Linked DNA regions of Homo sapiens: regions 1 and 2 are each linked to region 3. A link is a loop called in an ENCODE intact Hi-C map of the cell type or tissue named here. Cell type or tissue: psoas muscle. All regions are shown on one strand. Region 1 overlaps PATJ (PATJ crumbs cell polarity complex component). Region 2 overlaps PATJ (PATJ crumbs cell polarity complex component). Region 3 overlaps PATJ (PATJ crumbs cell polarity complex component).

Region 1 (8,000 bases), 130 kb after region 3:
GGAATGTTTGGCAAACTAGCACTCACATTAAACAAAGTAAACTTTAAAAGCTATTATTTTTAGTTTTTAGATTCCATCTGAACCATTAACTTTTCTCAAAAAATTTTCCTGTGTATTCTTCCTACGTAGGGAGAAATGAAGTTAAAGTAAAATGTCAACCCTACAGCATCAAAATTCCATAGGAAATATGCCAATTCATATTATATACAATTGCTTCTATGGCATATCCACCTTTGATCCAGGGAAAATAAAGAGTAAGAAGAGAAAAAGTATTAGAGAAAAGTGAAGTACTCCAAAATGCCTTTCTCTCCTAGTGATCTCAGTTGAAAGTGAAAATGTAATACTGTGAAGATGCAAAGGTGAGCAGAGAGAATCCAGCAGTAAACAGTGTTAATAAAGTACCGGTCCTATTCAATCTTGCTAAACTTAAAAAAACTGACTTCCAAAATTTAAATAAATTAAATAATAATTTTAGATAAAAGGTTAACATACTCTTATGCTAGAATTTCTTTTTCTTTTCTTTTTCTCTTTTTTTTTTTTTGTTTTTTGAGATGGAGTCTTGCTCTGTTGCCAGGCTGGAGTGCAATGGCATGATCTCAGGTCACTGCAACCTCCACCTCCCGGGTTCAAGTGATCCTCCAGCCTCAGCCTCCCGAGTAGCTGGGACTACAGGTGCGTGCCACCACACCCAGCTGATTTTTTGTATTTTTAGTAGAAATGGAGTTTCACCACGTTGACCAGGATGGTCTCAATCTCTTGACCTCGTGATCCGCCCATCTCGGCCTCCCAAAGTGCTGGGATTACTGGCGTGAACCACTGCGCCCGGCTAGAATTTCATTTTCTAATGGCAATATGTGGCACACATTGAAGAATTTTATATTACTACTGATAATAATAAAAAGCAGTAGCTAGCACTTCTGCTAGCATTTCTGGAGCACTTCCCATGTGCCACTTCTTATATAAATGCATATCTTCTAATCTCTCATAATAACACTGTGAAAAGGGTATTATTGTTATCATATTCCCAATCTTAAAATGAGGAAACTAAAGGAAATAGATGCGACTTGCTCCAGCTCAAATGCCTACAAAAATTTAGAGGCTAAGTGGCTTAGTCAAAGTAAATGATGTATTAAATACATAAATATATATTACTACAATTGCTATTAGTAAAAAATGCTGAAGTAAACATCTTTGTAGAGATATATATCTAAATACACATATATTTACATGGACAATGACTCCCTTAGGATATGAAGCTGAATTATTCTGTCAAAGAATAAGCATATATAGGCCGGGCGCGGTGGCTCACACCTGTAATCCCAGCACTTTGGAAGGCCGAGGCGGGCGGATCACCTGAGGTCAGGAGTTTGAGACCAGCTTGGCCAACATGGTGGAACCATGTCTCTACTAAAAATATAAAAATTAGTCAGGCATGGTGGTGGGTGTCTGTAATCCCAGCTATTCGGGAGGCTGAGGCAGGAGAAACACTTGAACTGGGAGGCGGAGGTTGCAGTGAGCCGAGATCACACCACTGCAGTCCAGCATGGGCGACAACGTCTCAAAAAAAAAAAAAAAAAAAAAAAAAAGCACATAGAAACTTTTTATACATGCTGCCAAACGGGTGCTCAAAAAGAGGTAAAATGATTCCTATTCCTACCAACAGTATATAACAACTCCTGTTTTTCTACAACCACTCTAACAATGATGATTAATATTGTTAAAATATTAAGTACTCTGATAGGCAAAAAAAACCTGATTTTTATAGTTACACTTATTATTAGTGAGGCTGAACACAGATATTTTGTACTTGTTACCCAAATATAACTTATTTTGTTAAATACTGCCTGATCTTTGCTTGTTTTTCTATTGTCCTCTGACTGTATATATATGTGTGTGTGTGTGTGTCTTTCTTCTGACTGTGTGTGTGTGTGTGTGTGTGTGTGTGAATGCAAAGTTTTTAATTTTTATGTAAGAAAACACATGATCATTGTCCGTTATTGTTTTGGTAATAATAATTTGAAAGGCTTTTCTCTGTACCAAGGTTATATTTTAAAAATACCTTATATAGACTTTTTGTAGTATTTCTATGATTTCAGTTTTTAGAATTACATGAATTTTTTTTTTTTTTTTTTTTTTTTTTGAGATGGAGTCTCGCTCTGTCGCCCAGGCTGGAGTGCAGTGGAACGATCTTGGCTCACTACAACCTCCGCCTCCTGGGTTCAAGCGATTCTCCTGCCTCAGCCTCCCAAGTAGCTGGGACTACAAGCGCCCGCCACCACGCCTGGCTAATTTTTTTTTGTATATTTAGTAGAGACGGTGTTTCACCAAGAATTACATGATTCTTTTTAAATCAATTTGTAATTTTCTTGAGAAGATCTCCACATTTTATCCCCAAATGAGTACACAGTCGATCATTTATTGAATCATCTATCTTATTTCTACTATTTAGAAAAAAAAATTTTTTTATGCTCTAAATTCTAAATAAACACCTGGGACTATTTCTACACCAATTTTAATGCAAATATTGAACTGATTTTATTCCTGCAGTTAAAAAATTATTTATTTATTTATTTTTAACAGAGATGAGGTCTCACTATGTTGTCCAGGCTGGTCTCAGACTCCTGGGCACAAGTGATCCTCCTGCCTCAGCTTCCCAAAGTGCTAGAATTACAGGTGTGAGCCACCACACACAGCCTATTACTGTTAGTTTGTTTTTTTATTTCAACTTTTATTTTAGATACAGGGGGTACATGTGCAGATTGGTTACATGAAAATATTACATGATGCTGAGGTTTGGCATATAGATCCCTGTCATCCAGGTAGTAAGCATAATACCAGATAGATAGCTGTTTTGTTTTGTTTTGTTTCTTGTTTTTTTTTTAAACACCCCACCCTCTCTACTACTGCAACTTTAAACAATGTTTATAATCAAGAATGCTGTTACAATACTAGCACTCTGGACAAAATAATTCTTCCTTGTAAGGGACCATACCTTGATACCCCAACCAATCAATGACAGTAGAATCCCCCATCCACTTAGACCAGGGGCCACTTGGCAAGGTGCAGAAACGTTTTTGGTTGTTATAACTGTGGTGAGTGGGAGGGTACTATCAGCATCTAGTGGGAAAAGGCCTGGGATGCTGTTAAACATCCTACAATGCAAAGGACTGCCCCAAAACAAAGAATTATTCTCTCAAGACAGCAACAGTACCAAGATGGAGAAAACACTCACATTCATGTCTAAAAGCTCCAGACTGAGTTTGAAAAGCACCAGTTTAGAAGAGATTCAGATACAAAAAAAGGCAAGTCCCTAGGCCAGGCGTGGTGGCTCATGCCTGCAATCCCAGCACTCTGGGAGGCCGAGGCAGGTGGATCATCTGAGGTTGGGAGTTTGAGACCAGCCTGACCAACATGGGGAAACCCTATCGCTACTAAAAACACAAAATTAGCCAGGTGTGGTGGCGCATGCCTGTAATCTCAGCTACTTGGGAGGCTGAGGCAGGAGAATCACTTGAATTCAGGAGGCGGAGGTTGTGGTGAGCTGAGATCGTGCCATTGCGCTCCAGCCTGGGCAACAAGAGCAACGCTCCGTCTCAAAAAAAAAAAAAAAAAGAAGAAGAAAGTCCCTCGTCATTATCTTTCTTTTCCAAAACTGCCTAGTATTTTATCTCTAAGTCAATTTTCAATCAAGTGCTTGTATTTTTTTTAAAGACTATTCCACCTAGCAAGCAGATGGATTTAAATTACCTTAAATTTACAGATGGATTTAGAAATAACTGAAATCTGTAATACACTTAGTTTTCCAATCAGGAAAATAGTATGGCACTCTATATTTTTCCCAAAATCTTTAATAAAGTTTCCTAATTTTCTATAAGAAAGAAACTATATTGTAGTCCCAGCTACTCAGGAGGCTGAGGCGGGAAGATTGCTTGAGCTCAGGAGGTCAAGGTTGCAGTGAGCCAGGATCATGCCACTGCACTCTAGCCTGGGTGACAGAACGAAACTGTCTCAAAACGAAAAAAGAAAGAAACTATGGGGATTGTTAACCAGTGGTCCTTGAATTCTTAAATGGGCTTCAAGACTCCCACAAAGCTGAAAAAATGTTACATAAAATGTTGTGTGTATATGTGTGTGCACCCATGCACATGGGTGACAGTGTTTCTGTGTATTTGCATACATTTTTCTGGGGAGTAGGTTTATAGCTTTCATTGCAGTGGCACTGAATAAACGACTCGAAGCTATGAGTCATTGCCATGACTTTTATGTTCCGAATTGCATTGTTCCTGGATATTTCCTATTTTTTACAGTTATTGCTATTAGGAAATTTATATCACATTTCCTAAGTAGATAATACTGATAAGAAGATTTAAAAAGATGTATCATTCGGCCAGGCGTGGGGTCTCATGCTACCTGTAATCCCATCACTTTGAAAGGAGGCCGACGTGGGCAGATCACTTGAGCTCAGGAGTTTGAGACCAGCCTGGTCAACATGGTGAAACCCCATCTCTACTAAAAATACAAAAATTAGCTGGGTGTGGTGGTGTGTGCCTGTAATCCCAGCTACTTGGGTGGCTGAGGCACGAGAATCGCTTGAACCCTGGAGGCGGAGGTTACAGTGAGCCGAGATCACGCCACTGCACTCCAGCCTGGGTGACAGAGCGAGAGACCCTGTCTCAAAAAAAATAGAAGTACAATTCATATATAGCCTTACTTATTATAGCCAAAATACTCTGTAGGTTTTGAATTTTTGAGACTGACAATTATATGACCATCTGTAAATAATAATTTAATTTGTTCTCTTCCTTTCCGGCTTTTTTTTTTTTTTTTTTTGGTCTTGGAAGAGGAGAGGAGGTGAGCTTAATGCATTGCTAGGTTCTTGAGGACAGTGGGGCTAGCAAGTATTCTGTTTTCTCCTAAACTTGAATATAGAATATTTTTTGCAAGAAGGGGAGAGGTTTGGGATAGGTTTCCTACTCCACTCCATGGGAACACATAAGAATTACTTTTTAAAAAATTAAAATATATATGTATATATATTTTATATGTGAAATGAATTTTAAATAAATATGAAGTGGAGTGACTGCTAATGAGTAGGGATTTGGGGGGAAGTGTGATGAAAATGTCCTAAATGTTCTAAAATTAATAGTGGTGACAGTTGAACAATTCTGAATATACTGAATTGATAGCCACTGAATTATGCATTTTAAGAAGGTGAATTATATGGTATGTGAATTATATCTCAATAAAGTTGTTATTTTTTTTAAAGTTATCCCTTCTAAGCTTAAAAAAGACTGTGACTCTGAGTAACAGAATTGATAATAAACCACATTTCACAAGGACTTAGCTAGTATCCTGTTCTTAAAATAATTGAAATAAAACAATAAGAATTAAAGTAAAACATGAAGATGCAAGGAATTGGTAATCTAAGTTTTTATTTGCATCGGGCAGTACACAGGTTAATTTTTTTTTTTTCAGACAGGGTCTCACTCTGTTGCCCAGGCTGGAGTATAGTGGCACAATCATGGCTCACTGTAACCTTGACCTCCCAGGTTCAACTGATCCTCCTGCCCCAGCCTCCTGAGTAGCTAGGATCATAGGCATGCACCAACACACCCAGTTAATTCTTTTGTTTTTTGTAGACAGGGTCTTATTATGTTGGCCAGGCCAGTCTGGAATTCCTGGGTTCAAGCAACCCACTCGCCTTGGCCTCCCAAAGTGCTGGGATTAGAGGAATGAGCCACTACGCCTGGCCACACAGGTTAATTTTATAATTATGCTTCATAATCCAAATATACTCTTTATACCAAACATTCCATTATGATATAAGATGACCAGGTCTTTTCTGGGAAAAACAAAATTAGGGTGGAAAAACAAAATTAGGGTAGAAAAACAAAATACCTATGACAGCGTGCTTTTCTGAAATTAAAGTATAAAGGAAGGGCTTTAGGATTCCTACAGTGTGGGGTTCCATTCATATCTCTGCTAGGTCCTTAAAAGCCAGTGGCAGCAAACAAGTCAATTATACTGAGTTTCTAGGACCTTATCTGCATAGACAGAGACATGTCTATAATGTGGTTCTCATTGTTTCTTTATGACTACTCTCTTACATGTTACAAAAAGTCATTCCAAAGCCTTCTGCTCCCCATAGTTGAAAAATGTCGCTGAAAGAATGAATGCTTGCAGGTTAGAAAGACCTGGCTGTTGTAAAAGCATTTAACCTCTGGGATCAAAGTGATCAAAGCAGGGATTTCTGGGGATAGACGCTTCTCTCTCAGGAGACTGAAGCTTTTAGATAAGGTAGGAAATGGCATGTGGGGAAAGAGAAGTCAAGCTGTTCTGCACAGAATGCTCCGAAACTAGGTGGATGGTGCGGTTCGGCAGAAAGAGTATCTCCGAAGCACCACGAGCAAACCTGCATTTTCATCACATCCCCACTGTTGACTATCCGAGGCATATACCCTCTGCCATTAATTCGGCCAAATACTAGGTTTGTATAACGTCCCAGGCCAAAACAGAGAGGGTCATTAGCCTCATGGAACTTAGAGTGTTAAGTGGGGAAGACAGATATTAATCTAGTAAGTACATTAAAATGATATTTTGTTAACTGCTATAAAGGAAAAATGCAGGAATCTATACTGAACTAAGGAGTCAGGCAAGCTTTTCCAAAGGAGGTGACACTAAGCTGAAATCAACAGAAGGTATAATACCTTCTTCAAAGGCTCTTCTGTATATCCAATGAGAATGCATTCAAAGAGTTGGGGAGAATGTATGGCACATAGCAGGTACTCAAGAGACTGTGATTATTACCGTGTAATTACTAAAACTGTGGTGATAAAAATGTAAAGGGCTGGGCATGGTGGCTCACACCTGTAATCCCAGCACTCTGGGAGGCCAAAGCAGGCGGATCACCTGAGGTCGGGAGTTCAAGACCAGCCTGGCCAACATGATGAAACCCCATCTCTACTAAAAATACAAAATTAGCCGGGCGTGGTGGCGCATGCCTGTAATCCCAGCTACTTGGGAGGCTGAGGCAGGAGAATCACTTGAACCCGGGAGGCAGAGGTTGCGGTGAGCCGAGATCGTGCCACTGCACTCTAGCCTGGGCAACAAGAGCGAAACTCCATCTCAACAACAATAACAACAACAACAAAATACAAAAATTAGCGGGGCGCAGTGGCATGCACCTGTAATCCCAGCTACTGAGGAGGCTGAGGCAGGAGAATTGCTTGAACCCGGGAGGCAGAGGTTGCAGTGAGCCGAGATTGCACCACTGCACTCCAGCCTGGGCGACAGAGCAAGACTCCATCTCGAAAAAAAAAAAATGTAAAGGAACAACTACGAATGCGAAAGAGACTGGGAATAAAGATTCATGTATGTTTGTTGATCCATTGTCAGGAAGAGAAATAACAAACAGAAGAGAAGTTTCATTTTAGGGTTGGGGGATGGGAGTGCTGGTAATGGCTTGAGCCAAAACTGAGACTAGAAGGTAAAAGGTCAGCCTTGGAGAAGACATAACATTTTATTTTGGTTAGAAAATTGAAAGTGCTAGTGGAAAAAAGACATGGCATCTTCTTAACAGCCTACTAAAAATTTGGGTCATAAGATCAAAGAAGGATTAAAGTTAGAAAAGAAGACTTTCAAGTCACCACATAACAGTCAACTGAGTGATCTCTTTATGCTCTCAGTGATCTTGAATTCTTTTTTTCCTTTTTTTTTTTTTTTTGAGATGGAGTCTCACTCTGTCGCCAGGGTGGAGTGCAGTGGCACGATCTCGGCTCACTGCAACCTCTGCCTCTCAAGTTCAAGCGATTCTTCTGCCTCAGCCTCCCAAGTAGCTAGGATTACAAGGAGCCCGCCACTACGCCCAGCTAATTTTTTGTATTTTTAGTAGAGACGGGGTTTCACCATGTTGGCCAGGCTGGTCGTGCACTCCTGACCTTGTAATTCGCCTGCCTCAGCCTCCCAAAGTGCTGGGATTACAGGCGTCTGATTTTAATTCC
Region 2 (8,000 bases), 96 kb after region 3:
TGGCCTAATCTGTCTTTTGTTGTTATAAAGGCCTCAGCCATTAACCTAAGATGGGAAGGAAAGATATTTCTCTTCCCCTCCACTTACACAGTGTGTCAGTCAAGTGGCTGTAGTTCTTTTTTCAAATAACCTAGATGCCCTCCCATTTCTAAATAAAAATCAGAGATGAGTAGATAAGTAAACTACTTCTTTTGGCACCAGGCTTTATTCCAGTATCCCTGAATGAACATCAGACTAGAATAATTGGAGAGAGAACAGTCTCTTGATGCAGCTGAACACTCATGCTTGTTTTAAACATGGATTGTCTAGCCCCAGGACAATGTTATCTGAAGAAAGGAATCCCAAGTTGCTCATAATTCTCTATCAAAGCATCAATGCCTTTTTCTTGTTCAAGAAAGTCAATAACATTTCTCCATTGTCACAGTATGTTTTCCTATCATCATAGGATATTAGGTGTTGCTAAGTAACAGAGCCTTTCTCCCAAGAAAGAAACTTAATTCAAGTCACTGCCCAGTATTTTAATAGCAAATGTTCAACACACTGGAATAATGACTCAATACAATTTCAGAAACATTTAGTTATCTGGTCTGTTTCCAAATAACAAAGAATAATATAATACAGAGAAAACATTTAAAAACACTCTTCTATACATCAAATATAACAATTCCACTTAAAAAAAATCAGGTATAATAAACATCTCAATCTAATTTTTCTTATGCACTAACCAACTTCTAATTCTCTGAGTTAGTACTTTTAGATTTAAGAGGTAAAAATATATAAAAGAAACTGTAACTTATCAGAAGAAACAGCACAGGCTGGGCGCAGTGGCTCATGCCTGTAATCCCAGCACTTTGGGAGGCCGAGGCGGGCAGATCACCTGAGGTTGGGAGTTCGAGACCAGCCTGACCAACACGGAGCAACCCCCTCTCTACTAAAAATACAAAATTAGCTGGGCATGGTAGCACATGCCTTTAATCCCAGCTACTCGGAAGGCTGAGGCAGAAGAATCGCTTGAACCTAGGAGACAGAGGTTGCAGTGAGCCAAGATCGCACCATTGCACTCCAGCCTAGGCAACAAGAGCGAAAAACTCTGTCAAAAAAAAGAAAGAAGAAAGAATAAAGGAAGGAAGGAGGGAGGGAGGGAGGGAGGGAGGAAGGAAGGAAGGAAGGAAGGAAGGAAGATATGAAGATGAAAGTCCAAACAAGTAGAGAAAATGTCTCTTCCTGTAAGAGATGAACAACATCAACCATAAACAAATAGAGAAAATAAGAAAATGATGACTTTCAGAGAAGAGAGAAGAAATAGTCAATCAGAGGAGGCACAAAGTGACTTCTGGGTATTAGTAATGTTTTATTTCATTACCTGGATGGTGGTTACATGGGAATATGTTCTTTGTGAAAATACAGCAAACTATAGTATAGTTTTCTGTTTGTATGTATTTCAATCAACTTATTTTTATTAAAAAAATTTTTTTAAGTTTTTTTTTTTTTTTGAGTCTTACTATGTTGCCCAGGCTAGAGTACAGTGGCTATTCACAGAGGCCCCATCATAGTGTACTAAGCCTCAAACTCCTGGCCGCAGGGATCCTCCTGCCTCAGCCTCCTGCATAGCTGTGGGACTACAGGTGTTCACCACAGCACCCAGCTAATAAATTTCTTTTTTAAAAAGAGATGTAAAATACTGTAATGCCAGCCGGCACAGTGGATCATACCTGTAATCAGTGTTGTGGTTGAATCTGGGAGAAAAAGTCTTAAATGGAGCCCCCCACTCAACCCCTCATCCCTGGGGGGACTCTAGGACGCGTCTACAAAACACCTAAATTGGAATATCATTGCTGTAAACAACCTATCAATTAACCTTTTTAATCTTCTTTTTAAAATTCTACTATTATTTCCTTTTTCTTACACTGGGAAAGATGAATTAACCTTTTAAACCTTCCACCTTATTTCTTATCACCTACCCACTAATCCAAAAAATTTCCAGTTTGGGCTGGGCACAGTGGCTCACGCCTGTAATCCCAGTACTTTGGGAGGCTGAGGTGGGCCAATTACTTGAGGCTAGGAGTTCGAGATCAGCCTGGCCAACATGGCAAAGCCCCATCTCTACTACAAATACAAAAAAATTAGCTGGGTGTGGTGGCACACGCCTGTAATCCCAGCTCCGCGGGTGGCTGAGGTTGGAGAATCCCTTGAGCCTGGGAGGTGGAGGATATAGTAAGCCATGATCACGCCACTACACTCCAGCCCGAGCAACAGAGTGAGACCCCATCTCTAAAAAAACAAGCAAACAAACAAAAAATACTATCATGTGAGGACCTTGTTTGAATCTGATTTGAACAAGCCAATTGTAAGAATATTTTTTGAGACAATAAATTTAATTACAGACTATATATTAGAAAAACCAAAAAATTATGATGTTAGGAAAATTAATGGTATTATAGTTATATGTTTAAGAGATGCATGTGTATGAATAAAATGACATAATGTCTGGGGATAATTTGAAAATATTTCAGTAAAGAAAAATAAAAGAAAATATAAGGAATAGGTGAAACGAGTATAGTAAAATCTTGGTAATTACTGAACCTGGGAGAACATATGGGAGAATTTGCTGACTATTCTCTTTATGTTGGTAAATGTTTGAAAATTTTCACAACTAAAAAAACAAAACAAGTCCGGGCACACTGGCGCATGCCTGTAATCCCAGCACTTTGGGAGGCTGAGGTGGGTGGATTACCTGAGGTCAGAAGCTCGAGACCAGCCTGGCCAAGATGGAGACACCCCATGTCTACTAAAAATATAAAAATTAGCCAGGCATGATGGGTGGGTGCCTGTAATCCCATCTACTTGGGAGGCTGAGGCAGGAGAATCACTTAAAACCAAGAGGCAGAGGTTGCAGTGAGCCGAGATTGTGCCATTGCACTCCAGCCTGGGCAACAAGAGCAAGACTCCATCTCAATAAAACAAACAAACAAACAAAAAAACCCCTCACAACAATGCTATAAGTATAACCATCCCATCTTACAGATAATGAAGCTGAGGCCAGTGGAGGTTATGGAACTTGCCTAAACTCAAAGTAAGTAATTGGTAAGATTTGGGTTTCAGGTTTGGGTCTGTCTCACTTCAAATCCTGTGTGTTTACCCATCAACACAAAGAAAATAAAGAAGCACGTTATGTTCACTTCTGCTAGAGTAGCAGAAGGAAAGCCTAAAACCTTCCTCAGCCCTTTTGGAATCGACAATTTAAGGCGAGACATGGAACACGTATAGGCAATCCCCAGAGCTGAGCCTTAGGAAGCATGGCTGCAGCACACACAGGATGACTTGAAGAGGGGACAAAGAGACAGGAAGACCAAGCATGACTATAAAAGTAGACTGGTGGAGAAAAAATTAGAGGCAAAATTAGCATGTGGTAATAGAAAATAATTTGAAAGCCAACAGGCTTTTGAACTGTTTAGAAGTCCAAAGTAAAGGAAGCTGAAGGCTAACAAGGAAGCTGTTATCTGATCCTTAGAGGCATGGAGTGAAACACAAGCAGGTGAGAATTTACTTTGGGCTGATGTATGGTATCCACAGACAGCTGCAGCCGAATGTGGCTTGGAGCTCAGGAATGAAGGAGACGATAAGCCTGAAACTCCTGCTAGGACCAAGTGGACAGAGGTTCTAAACACCTGGACGAGGCAGAGATACTGAAATGCTTTGAACAGTGTTTGGAGATGAATTACCACTCGACAGTGGGAAGGAGGGCTGACAGGCCAAGAATAGGAAAGCTGACCATTTAGGAGGATATTACCATGTATCCAGCAATTATAGGAATGGATGTACACCGGATTAAGGGCATCAACTGGAAGAGATTAAAAAGAACTCAAAGAGCTGGAGAAAAAAGGAATAGCTGACTTTACTCCATTTATCTATTAAAAAAAAATTCTGAATACTGGCTCTGGGCTAGGCACTATGCTATTTGCTAGAGATATAAGGGTGAAAACAAAGGAAGTAAAGATTGAATTAGGTACTATCAAAAGCATAAAGAGTTCCAAATATGATTTGAGATCTTTCAATCACATAACAGGAGACAAAGAAGGATTCAACTTTGGCAATCAGTACCTAAACTCTTAAGAATCACACTTAATTTGGGTCTGGGCATGGTGGCTCATGCCTGTAATTCCAGCACTTTGGAAGGCTGAGGCAGGAAGAATGCTTGAGCCCAGGAGATCGAGACCAGCTGGGAAACATAGTGAGACCCCCATCTTTACAAAAAATAAAAGAACATTAGCCAGGTGTGGTGGCTCATGCCTATAGTCCCAGCTACTCAGGAGGCTGAAGTGGGAGGATTGCCTGAACCCAAGAGGTCAAGGTCACAGAAAGCCAAGATTATGCCACTGCACTCCAGCCTGGGCAACAGAATGAAACTCTGTCAAAAACAAAACAAAACAAAACAAAACAAAAAAACAACCAACAGTGAAATCACACTTAGTTTGGAGATGGAAGGAAACTAGTCCAGAACCTTCACAATCAAGGACACTACAGGTCACAGAGCTTAATCACAAGTGAATGGCAAAACAATATCATCCAAAACTCCTCATGAATTAAGCCAGTTTTGTAACTGAGTACCCTCATTTTTCTAGGAGATAGAGAATGAGTTATTTTTAAATTATTATTTTTTAGTATAAAGAAAGTGACTTTTTGTTTCAAAGCTAGCTTAGGGAAAGAAGTACAGGCTTCCTGCCTTGAGAGTACCACTTTGCTTTTGGAGCAGAAAGCCCGTTTGTTTGTTTTTTGAGACAGAGTCTCATTCTGTCACCCTGGATGGAGTACAGTGGCATGATCTCAGCTCACTGTTAGCGGATGCTGAGTCAGGAGAATCGCTTGAACCTGGGAGGTGGAGGTTGCAGTGAGCCAAGATTGCGCCATTGCACTCTAGCCTTGGCAACAAGAGCGAAACTCTATCTCAAAAAAAAAAAAAAAAAAAAAAAAAGAGAGAGAGAGAGAGAGATGGGGGTATCTCTGAGGCAATTATCTAATGGAGAAGACCTAGTTGACAAATGATCAATTTACAATGACAAAGTTCAAGTTCAATGACCACCTTTAGGCTTAAAACATAAAATGAAATTAGTTTAGTACAAGGAAGTTTATCCATCCTAATTGGTGGTCACATAGGCGCCCATGCTCAAACTATCAGGCTCACAGTATCAGTTTTGCTCGACATGTCCTTTGAAGCCTTTCTACAGAAGTGTACCACTATGCCTAAACCAGCATGTCCCACTGTGGTCCCAGGATCACCAGAAGTAGTCCTGTATGAAGTGCTGGTGTCTGGGATCCATGTCATATCTACAAAGTCGAAATCTCTGGGGATGGGGCCAAGGAGTCACCATTTAAAAAAGAAAAAAAAAAAGATCTTTATGAAATTCTTATGCACACTAAGAACACTAAGATAAGTCCCTATCCCAGCTCAAAATGCCTTTATAGTCCTTAGAAATGCCTGAATATGAGATTCATAAAAAACGATCTGATTATTACCTCAGATTTTTAACTCAGTCTTAAAACAGTAAACATGCTTTAATTTTGAAAACAGCATTGCGAAAAGCCAAATGTAATTTTAGGAACACTCTCTACAATCATTTGTTGTATATTTTAATTATCAGGAGGACATAGTCCTTTAATCACTATGAAAGTGGTGAGTTGCAAGCTCACTATGGTTACAGTGCAGTAGAAATGTGCTGGGGTTGGGCTAAGTTTGCTTCCTGGTCACCTCACAGTCATGCAATAATGCTCAACAAGAGCTCCGCACCACATCAGATCGTGGTCATCAGCAGTGGCACTGACAACATTAATATTTAATTATATTTCCTAGAAGGAAAAATAATGGTAGTTTTCAGTAATTAAAGGAAACTGTAGTAGAATGCAGAAAAAGGGTTAAAACATGTTATTTGCCAAACTGACCTGGTTCCTTTAGTGACTGATAGCGTGGAACTTCTCTCTGCATACCTGCTTAGGAAACCATCAGGCTGTGTGCCCAGAGCCCTGTACATACGTATTATTTCCAATAACCATCAGAACAAGCTTCAGGGAAGAAGCAGAATTCCAGCTGAGATTGGACGGTATTTTGTTGTGTCATCTTTAGTCATTTATTGCTCGCAGCCCCACTCTCTTGTCAGCTCAATGAGAGAAGAAACTAATTCTGTCTCGTGTAGGCAGAGTTTCTGGCCCAGAGTGGGTACAGCATAATATGTCAATAAATTACAGAAACACAAGCTTGCAAATTTGTCATTATCTGAATTGGTCAAGAAACAGGCTATTTATTAATAAAAATTTCTAATTAATACACTTTTACTTCCCCTAGGAATTAAATTTTAAGAATAGATTCTAAGATTAAGCTGATAGAATACCTTTTTTGGGTAATCCAAATGTTTCATCATTATTAAAAACACTGTCTTTGGGGTATTTTGAACCACAGCCTATCAGAAAAAAAAGTATACAAGCTTTAGAGTCAGAAAGAGCTTCACTAATAGGTACATGGTGAAGTCAAAAAGATCTATTTTGCAAATTCCCCTGAAGCCACACTGTACCTGTTGACCTCCTGAAAATTAATTAACTGTGCATCTGGTTCTTTTAAGTAATCACTTTTCTTGCCCTAGGAATGGCACAACATAGAATTAAAGAATGTAAAGTATTTAACTTAATGCCTCACACCTAGTAGTTATATGTACCAGAAGTTTGCTCCCTCACAGCCAAAACTTCCCTTCCTTATTTCTTATAGAGAGTGTCTTAAAGTAACACGCAAACCAATTTTAATTACATAACCTTACTTTTAAAAATTATTGTTGTCATTTCTTTTACAAATGAGGAAACAGGCTATGAGAGTTTAAGAAACAGCCACAAAGCGACACAGTACATAGCATTGTTTTAACATTTAACTTTTAAATGAAGACAACAGAAAATCCCATGAGATCCCTTAAAAATAGTATTATGAGAAAGAACATCAGCAATATTATAAATTGTTTAATACAAGTTGAGCATTCCTAATCTGAAAATCCAAAATTAGAAATGCTCAAAAATCTGCAACTTTTTGTACACCAACATGAAGTCACAGTCGCATGAAGCCACACCTGACCTCACGTGACGGGTCACAGTCAAAACTTTGTTTCATGCACAAATTTATTTAAAATATTGTATAAAATTATGCTCAGGCTCTGGGTATAAGGCATATATAAAACATAAAGGAATTTTATGTTTAGGTTTGGGTCCCACATATAGCTTATTAGGTATACATAAACATTCCCAAATCTGAAAAAATCCAAAATCTGAAACACTTCTGGTCCCAAGCATTTCAGATAAGACAGATTCAATCTAAACATAATTATTTTTGCTCAGACTTATTTATTTATTTATTTTGAGATAAGGTCTCACTCTGTCACCCATGTTGGAGTGCAGTGGTATGGTCATGGCTCACTGCAGCCTCAACCTCCCGTGTTCAAGTGATCCTTTTGCTTCAGCCGCCCAAATAGATGGGACTACAGGTACCCACCATTGTACCTGGATTTTTTTTTTTTTTAAGAGATAGGGTCTCACAATGTTTCCAGGATGGTCTCAAACTCCTGGGATCATGCAATCCTTCTGCCTTGGCCTCCCAAAGTGTTGGGATTACAGGAGTGAGCCACTTTGCCTGGCCACCCAAATAATTCTAAACAATAACAAATATTTCTTTTAACAGCTTCACCCCACAGTATGTCACAGTCTATGCTGTTTTTTCTTTTTTCTTTTATTTTTTGAGACAGGATCTCACTCTGTCACTCAGGCTAGAGTGCAGTGGCATGAACATGCTCATTGCAGCCTCGACCTCACAGGCTCAAGTGCTCTTCTTACCTCAGCCTCCTGAGTAGCTGGGACTACAGGCATGCACCACCATGCCTGGCTAATTTTTAAATTTTTTGTAGAGACCCTGAGTTTAAGTGATCCTTCTGCCTTGGCCTCCCAAAGTGCTGGGACTACAGATGTGAGCCACC
Region 3 (8,000 bases):
ACTGCAACCTCCGCCTCCTGGGTTCAAGTGATTCTCCTGCCTCAGCCTCCTGAGTAGATGGGATTACAGGCAGCTGCCACCACGCCTGGCTAATTTTGGTATTTTTAGTAGAGATGAGGTTTTGCCATGTTGGCCAGGCTGGTCTCGAACTCCTGACCTCAGGTGATCCACCCGTTTCAGCCTCCCAAAGTGCTGGGATTACAGGCATGAGCCACTGTGCCCAGCCGGGAGTATATAAAGTATTAATACCTTAATGTATTTGCAAACACATTCAAGCAAAACCTGCTTTTAAATTTAAAAATTATAATTGGCCAGATGCAGTAGCTCACAACTATAATCCCAACATTTTGGGAGGCTGAGGTGCGAGGACTGCTTGAGCCCAGGAGTTTGAGGTTAGAGTGAGCTATGATTGCACTACTGTACTCCAGCCTGGGTAACAGAGTAAGACCCTGACTCTTAAAAAAAAAATTGCTTAAAGGTTTTCAGTTGAACTGAATTTGGTTATTTTTAAGGTTCATTCTGTATCTATTTTTTTTTTAATTTTATTATTATTATACTTTAAGTTTTAGGGTACATGTGCACAACGTGCAGGTTTGTTACATATGTATACATGTGCCATGTTGGTGTGCTGCACCCATTAACTTGTCATTTAGCATTAGGTATATCTCCTAATGCTATCCCTCCCCCCTCCCCCCACTATTTTTTTTAATTTGGGTTTTCAGCATATAATTTTACAGAATTTTCAAAGGCATTTTCTTTGGCAATGTTTGAAATATATATTTCCTGTAAACTCTAGTAATCTATAGTTTCTTAAATATAAAAATAGCTAACACAGTAATAATGTATACATTTTAGACACATAAAAACATAGATTAGTACACAGATATGAAAATCTGGAGTTAAAAAAAGCAAGGAAAAAGCTCAACAGCAACAAAAGTATAAAAATGTGATAAAAGTTTATAGTTCTTTAAGAGAAGTGAAATTCAAATGTAAGGAACACTGAAGTTATTTTATAGAAATTCTTCCATTTGTAATTTTTATTTCTAATATTGTGTAAGACATGGTGCTCTCAGAAATTTTTTTGGAGATGGAGTCTCAGTATATCGCTTAGGCTGGTCTGGAATTCCTGGGCTCAAGCAAGCCTTCTGCCTCAGCTACCTGAGTAGCTGGGACTACAGGTATGCACCACTGTGCCTGGCTAGATAGAATTTATTTAAGTGCAAGGGTGTTTTCAGGGATACCCTTTTATTATTTATTTATTTATTTATTTATTTAAAGACAGCGTCTCACTCTGTCACCCAGGCTGGAGCGCAGTGGTGCAATCTTGGCTCATTGTAACCTCTGCCTCCCAGGTTCAAGTGATTCTCAGGCCTCAGCCTCCTGAGTAGCTGAGACTACAGGCATGCACCACATCTGGCTAATTTTTGTATTTTTGGAAGAGATTTTTGTATTTTTAGCAGACTTGCTATGTTGGCCAGTCTGGTCTGGAACTCCTGACCTCAAGCAATCTGCCTGCCTTGGCCTCCCAAAGTGGTGGGATTACAAGCATGAGCCACCATGCCCAGCCAGGGATGCCCTTTTAAGCATCTGTTTAGGGGGTTGGGACAGAGAGGTGAACACAAGATATTTGCATCAACTTGCACAGAATCAATGATACAGTTGTGGCTTGATTTCAGGTTGCATGACACTCCACAACCTCCTGTCAAGTAATAAAAGATCTGATCTCATTGCAATCACCTCCTTTTCTTTTGGAACCCGGTCTATAACGCACGCAACCCCAGAAGAGCAAAACCTAAAGTACAAGTTATGTACATTGTCAGGTGGGTATTCCAGTGCCTTCTGCTGATCTGCCACCATGCCCTGACCAATCACCTGGGACATGTCTTCCTGAAATGTAAAAGACACAACCAATTAGCAGCATTGGAGGGCTCAACCGCACTTTCCAATTTCAGCAGTTAGTACATTTAATTGGGCTTCAGTCTACTACAAAAATGACCAAAACACTGGGCAAAAAAGTTTCATTCACCCACTGGACTAACTCTTAGAAATGAACACAGCCTTGTCATTTCCAAATGTTTTTTCAGCCCTTTCAGATCTGTGAGGCCTTAGACCTATCAGATTTCTTTTCTTTTTCTTTTTCTTCTTTTTTTTTTTTTTTTTTAAATAAAAGACAGGGTCTTTTTATGTTGCTGCTGGAGCGCAGTGTGTTCTTCACAGGCATGATCTCACTGCTAATCAGCACAGGGGTTTTCACCTGCTCTGTTTCTGACCTGGGCTGGTTCACCCCTTTTTAGGCATCTTGGTGGTCCCTCCTCCCAGGAGGTCACCATATCGATACCGAACTTAGTGTGGACACCCAATTGGCAGAGCTCGTTATAGCGTCAAACTTCTGGGCTCAAGTGATCCTCCTGTCTCAGCCTCCTGAGTAGCTGGGACTACACGAGCAACAACACACTCGGCCAGATATCCTTTGATGGTCATTCCAGCCAGAGTTTTTTCTTTTTCGTTACACTAATATCCCTATAAAACTATCTGTTCAGGGCTCAAATCCTGAACTAGAGTTTTTTCCCCTTAAGACATTCAATTAGAATTAAAAAACAAAAAAACAAAAACAAAAAAAACCACGGCTACAGAAAATACTGGGGGATAAAGGTAAGTTAGCTCTAAACCCCACGGAGGAGTGCAGAATCCAGACTTGGGAGAATCCAAACTGCCTAAACACGTGGAAAGTGAAGCATAGCGAAAGGGCAGTTTATTAACTGAAATAAATAATAACACCAATAAATTGACCAGAATGTTTATGTCTGCCTCCCATCATATCCTATTTTTTTTTTAATAGGCACATTTTCAGGGGAAATTATCATACGATGGTTTACTTTAAGGCATAAATTCCTGCAACTGGGTTTGGACAAAGCAGGGAACAGGAGAGACTGGTTTGGATAGGAGAAAGCATGGGTTTACTCTGTCTCTTGGTAACGTCTGAGAGACACCCAGGTGGTGAGGTGTAGTACACAGACAGCAGGTAGGTAAGCTGATCTGGAAGGTAGGGATAACTTGTATAATGAATGGAATGTTAGGAGTCTGTGATCCTAGCTCTTCAACTTAAGAGTTCTGCAAACCTGGCCGGGCGCAGTGGTTCACGCCTGTAATCCCAGCACTTTGGGAGGCCAAGGTGGGGGCGGTGGATCACCTGAGGTCAGGAGTTCGAGACCAGCCTGGCCAATATGGCAAAACCCCGTCTGTACTAAAAATACAAAAATTAGCTGGGTGCCTGTAATCCCAGTTACTCGGGAGTCTGAGGCAGAAGAATTGCTTTTACCTGGGGAGGCGGAGGTTGCAGTGAGCTGAGATTGCACCACTGCACTCCAGCCTGGGTGACAGAGCAAGATTCTGTCTCAAAAAAAAAAAAAAAAAAAAGTGATCTACAAACCTGAACAGGTTATTTGCCCTCTTCAAGCCTTAATTTCCCCATCCATAAAATGGAAAAAAATAAAAGTAGCTATAATTTCAGGATGCTGAAAAGATTAAATGAAGTAATACATGAGCACCCTTAGCAACACACCTGGCAATTAATAATATTTACTAAAGATGCTAATGATGATAGTAAATGGAATTGGGCTATGGTAGCCCCATGTTCCTAAATGCACTACAGGGGACTAGTGCAGAGCCCAGAACATGCACCCATAACCACGGTGCTAAGAGTCTTGGAAGCGACCTAGAAAGGACACTTTTCTCCTGTAGGAAATGCTGGAGGCAATTTTTAGAGTAAGTAAGACTAACTTACCTTTGTATCTCACAGTATTTTCTGTAACTGGTTTTTGTTTGTTTGTTTTTTGCTTTTAATTGAATCTGACATCCCCTGCCTCGGGTCTCTTTCCTAGGCATGTTCACACAGCCTTTCTTCACCAGGCTCCCATTCGATGTATAACAATACAATAGATAGTGACCAAGTTATGCCCAGCTGTTCATTGTTATTAGATTCAGTTACAATCTCATCCTATGTCCTTAATTCCCCATTGGTTTACAACCTGAAAGATTTAACCCCAGTAAGCACTATCCTGAGACTGGAGCCTAGGTCTCCTGGATGACCATGCCTACACTTAGCTGCCTACTTTCTAACTGATTTTTGGGGGGCCAGACTTATCTCACTCATTCAGATTCTCTTTAATTTTCCCCTTCTATGAGAAAGATCCTAGGACTGCTCCCCTGCCCTTTATAAATTTTGCTTCTAAACAGATGATATGATATAAAATGAACTAAAAAAATTACCTCCTCTTGTAATTCTTCCCTTAGCCCCTGGGTGGTGCCCCTTCCACAAGATGAACCAATGAATTTTATCACTTATTTGCAAGATTATATTGTATCTTTTTATGTATGTGTCTCCCATATCTTAATATGATCGACTTTGTCTTATTTCTTTCTTCAACATATGGCAGAATAGAATATGGGCTTTATAAAGTGTTAGTGCTGAGTGAATCAAAGTTCGGGAACTTAAATCTTAAATGCACCCACGTGGATTTGAGAACCAGCCATGAAAGGAAGGTCACACAGTGAAGATGACTCTGTGGCCTTTACTTTAAAGGATCACACTTGAAAAGAGAGAAAAAAGACGTGAAAAGGTCAATAAGGCTCATGGGAATTTTTAGAGGAAAAACTCTAACCTGCCTCGTAAACAGAAACTATTGGTGTTACTCCTACCAGTGTGTATCAAATGGCCTTAGGAGGAGCAAAAGTAAGTGCCTCTGTTTGAAAATGATATTGTAGATCTGCAATTCGACCTTGGTTTCAACCCCAATTAACCAGCAGTGGGACAAAGGACCTGACTTCCCAAACTACAGGTTTAAAAATCCAATTTGCACATCACATGGAAGAAGTACTAATTTGGTTTTATTCTTCCTTATCATTTGAACTTTTTAGAAAAAAGAAATGGCACTGGAATAACAGCCAGATAATCTGGGTTCAGACTTGTTCTGCTACTTACTAGCAGTAATAGTGTTTGGAAACCTTCATTTTTTTATTAAGAATGCAATAACTGCTACCTGAATAAGGGGTTGTGAGCAAAGTTGAATTCAATACATGCTTACTGAGCACCTACTACATGCCAGCACAAACAAAAAGAAAAACAGAGGAGCCCTTGCCCTGAGCACATTTACAGACCTAGTGAGACAGATGTTAAAGAAATAATCATAGAAATGAATACAACTGAATGGTAGATGCGTGAAGGTGTGTGGTGGGTAGCAGGAGCCTGAAGTGTCAGTTTCCTTCCTTTTTTCTTGTCCTCAAAAATGTAGAAGGAATAGATGAGAAAACTGGATTTCTGAAAAGCATCTGGTCTGACGCACTGTCTCATTTCTTATATTGATTACTCTTAAACATCCGAGCCAAGGGATGGAGCTGGTACGTGATGATGATGAAAATTATGACAGCTAAAATCTCCTGAGTATGTGCCTGTTACTGAGCTAGGCATATTACCCATTTGTTGGTGTACACAACAGACCTGTGTATTAGGGACAATTATTGCTCTTATAATTATTGCTCTTATAATATAATTGAGGTATAATTATATACCTCAGCAGAGCTGAGGTAACTGCGGCACAGAGAGGCTAAATTATTATTTGCCAAGCCAGAACTTAACTCAGACACATCTTGCTGCAGAGCCCTTGCTCTTAACTGAGTAAACCTTCAGGGAAAGGGAAAGTACTGTTTACCTCCTCCCAGCAACACACGCAAGATTCTTAGCCAGCAATGACATAGTGATTCCGTTTTTAGATCCAATATCAGGTCAGAACAAGTCATGCCTGCTTATTTTAAACTTGGGTTGGGAAAAAAAATCATGGCAGTAGCCACGGCAGTGACCTTGGGTCGCTTTCCTTCATATTTTGTGTTTAAACATGAATTTATAATTTGCTAATTGCCCAATTATTACACAAAAGGAGCTCTTAATGCCTTCAAAACTGAGGTTTGGGGACATTCTAATGTGTTTACTTTGCAAGGGACCCCTAAAAAAGAAGAATGAAGAAATGTTGTAGAAAGGTCATCTCATTTCATGAAATAAACTGATATGACACATTCTGGCAGCATGATGCTATAATCTTCAGCACAGCACTATGAGCTCTGAAAGAAAATGCTTTGTGGGCCAGGAAAATTACTGTGATCAAGTGAAGGAGCTTCTGAAGGGTGGACATAAAAGGCAACACTGGCAATATCCCATATAACAGATGGGTGACATGTCCAGCTGACAATCCCCAAAGCTGGTTGATCTCTGTCCCAAAGCTGGACAATCAAAATGCCCTGTCTCTCTGGCCACAGTAACTGGTCCAAGGGTGGACACTTGAACCACACAAGAATATTCTACGGATTTTCCAAAGTAGACCCAAGGGAAGAGTCAGCTCTTTTCTGGCAGAGAGGCTTAGGAGCTTTGGGCAGCCATACACACATCAGGCTGAAGAAGCACATCTGCAGGAGGAAAGTCAGATAAACAGAGAGAACCCTGGCAGCAGCAGGCCTCTGGTTCCAACCACCTCTGAGGCTAAGTGTCAACCACACGCTGCCTGCAAGTATATGAAAAACAAACAAACTAACTAACAAACAAACAAACCTCTAGCCCTTGAGTAAATTTCTCCTTTTGTCTAAGTAATGTCAAATTGAGATTCTGTCACTTGCAACAAAGAGATCCCTAATTGAAACAGGGTGGAGCCCATCTCTCCCAGAAAATATCCACCAGGATAACAAACTCAGATGCATCCAGGCATCAGGCTGCAAGGGAGCCAACTGAAGGTGAATGACGTGAACTGAGTATAAGACAACAAATTAGGCCAGGCGCGGTGGCTCACGCCTGTAATCCCAGCACTGTGTAAGGCCGAGGTGGGTGGATCACTTGAGTTCAGGAGACTGGCCTAGGGAACACGGTGAAACCCCATCTCTACAAAAAATACAAAAATTAGCCAGCCATGGTGGTGCACACCTGTGGTCCCAGCTACTCAGGAGGCTGAGGTAGGAGGATCGCTTGAGCCCGGGAGGCAGAAGTTGCAGTGAGCTGAGATCGTGCCACTGCACTCCAGCTGGGGTTATAGAGTGAGACCCCATCTCAAAACAAACAAACAGAGATGGTGGTTCAGCCTAAAAGCATTCAAATTTAACAATTCTTAAAATATGCCCATCAGACAAACAACAAACAAACACTAATGTTTACTACTACTTTTGGTCCTTGGGCTTCCATTTTGTAGCTGAAGCTGCCTTTGCAAAATTATGACAGTAAGAGAAATGTGACATAGTTGACTTGATCTAGCTTCTTGACCACCTCACTGTCCTTGATCATTCCTGCATGTAGGCCATAGTAACTCTGGGAGGAATTTAGTGGATAGTTTAACTTGAAAGCAAAGATGATAATAGTCCCCACCTAAAACTAACCCCTTTCTTGCTTAGGGATCAAAAGCTCCTTTTGTAAGAGTAATGAAAGGCCACAAAAATAGGATTATCGGGGCTGGGCGTGGTGGCTCATATCTGTAATCCCAGCACTTTGGGAGGCTGAGGTGGGTGGATCACAAGGTCAGGAGATTGAGACCATCCTGGCTAACATGGTGAAACCCTGTCTCTACTAAAAATACAAAAAAATTAGCCGGGCGTGGTGGCATGTGCCTGTAGTCCCAGCTACTCGTGAGGCTGAGGCAGGAGAATTGCTTGAACCTGGGAGGTGGAGGTTGCAGTGAGCCAAGATTGCACCACTGCACTCCAGCCTGGGTGACACAGCGAGACTCCATCTCAAAAAAAAAAAAAAAAAAAAAGAAAGAATAGGAATTATGAGAGGGGCCTGAACTCTTTGCTAAGAGAGGCATAATTTCTATAATCCCTTGCTGCTCAGGGGTCATATGGCTAGAGGTCACAAGATTTTTGATTTCCCCAATTGTAGATAACATCACTAGTGTAGAACCTAAGGTTGGTTCTTTGAGATATCTTTCAAACTGACCCCACGTGGACTTGTGACTCATGATTCAACTGAT

Evidence for each region. Peaks named below come from ENCODE experiments on the same cell type or tissue, not always from the same donor. Only the 100,000 strongest peaks of a DNase experiment are listed, where the experiment ranks them.
Region 1: it touches region 3 in a loop (3-fold over the local background); 6 of 110 quality-filtered maps call a loop at or near these places.
Region 2: a loop joins it to region 3, with 2.4 times the contacts of the local background. A loop is called at or near these places in 5 of 110 quality-filtered maps.

What each region holds. Positions count from the first base shown.
Region 1 is chr1:61,933,263-61,941,262 of GRCh38, reverse strand. The region is part of intron 27 of PATJ (PATJ crumbs cell polarity complex component); the gene reads right to left. Among named protein-coding and RNA genes, the nearest start is that of MIR12132, 91 kb to the right of the region's middle. In psoas muscle, no CTCF peak of the experiment used is centred here; no DNase peak of the experiment used is centred here.
Region 2 is chr1:61,971,378-61,979,377 of GRCh38, reverse strand. All of the region lies in intron 27 of PATJ (PATJ crumbs cell polarity complex component), which reads right to left. Among named protein-coding and RNA genes, the nearest start is that of MIR3116-1, 100 kb to the left of the region's middle. In psoas muscle, no CTCF peak of the experiment used is centred here; a DNase peak (open chromatin) is centred at 4,877; H3K4me3 peaks cover 3,005 bases; H3K27ac peaks cover 4,129 bases.
Region 3 is chr1:62,066,908-62,074,907 of GRCh38, reverse strand. The region is part of intron 31 of PATJ (PATJ crumbs cell polarity complex component); the gene reads right to left. It also overlaps the pseudogene RN7SL180P. Among named protein-coding and RNA genes, the nearest start is that of MIR3116-1, 7.9 kb to the left of the region's middle. In psoas muscle, a CTCF peak has its summit at 4,317; no DNase peak of the experiment used is centred here; H3K4me3 peaks cover 1,179 bases; H3K27ac peaks cover 3,444 bases.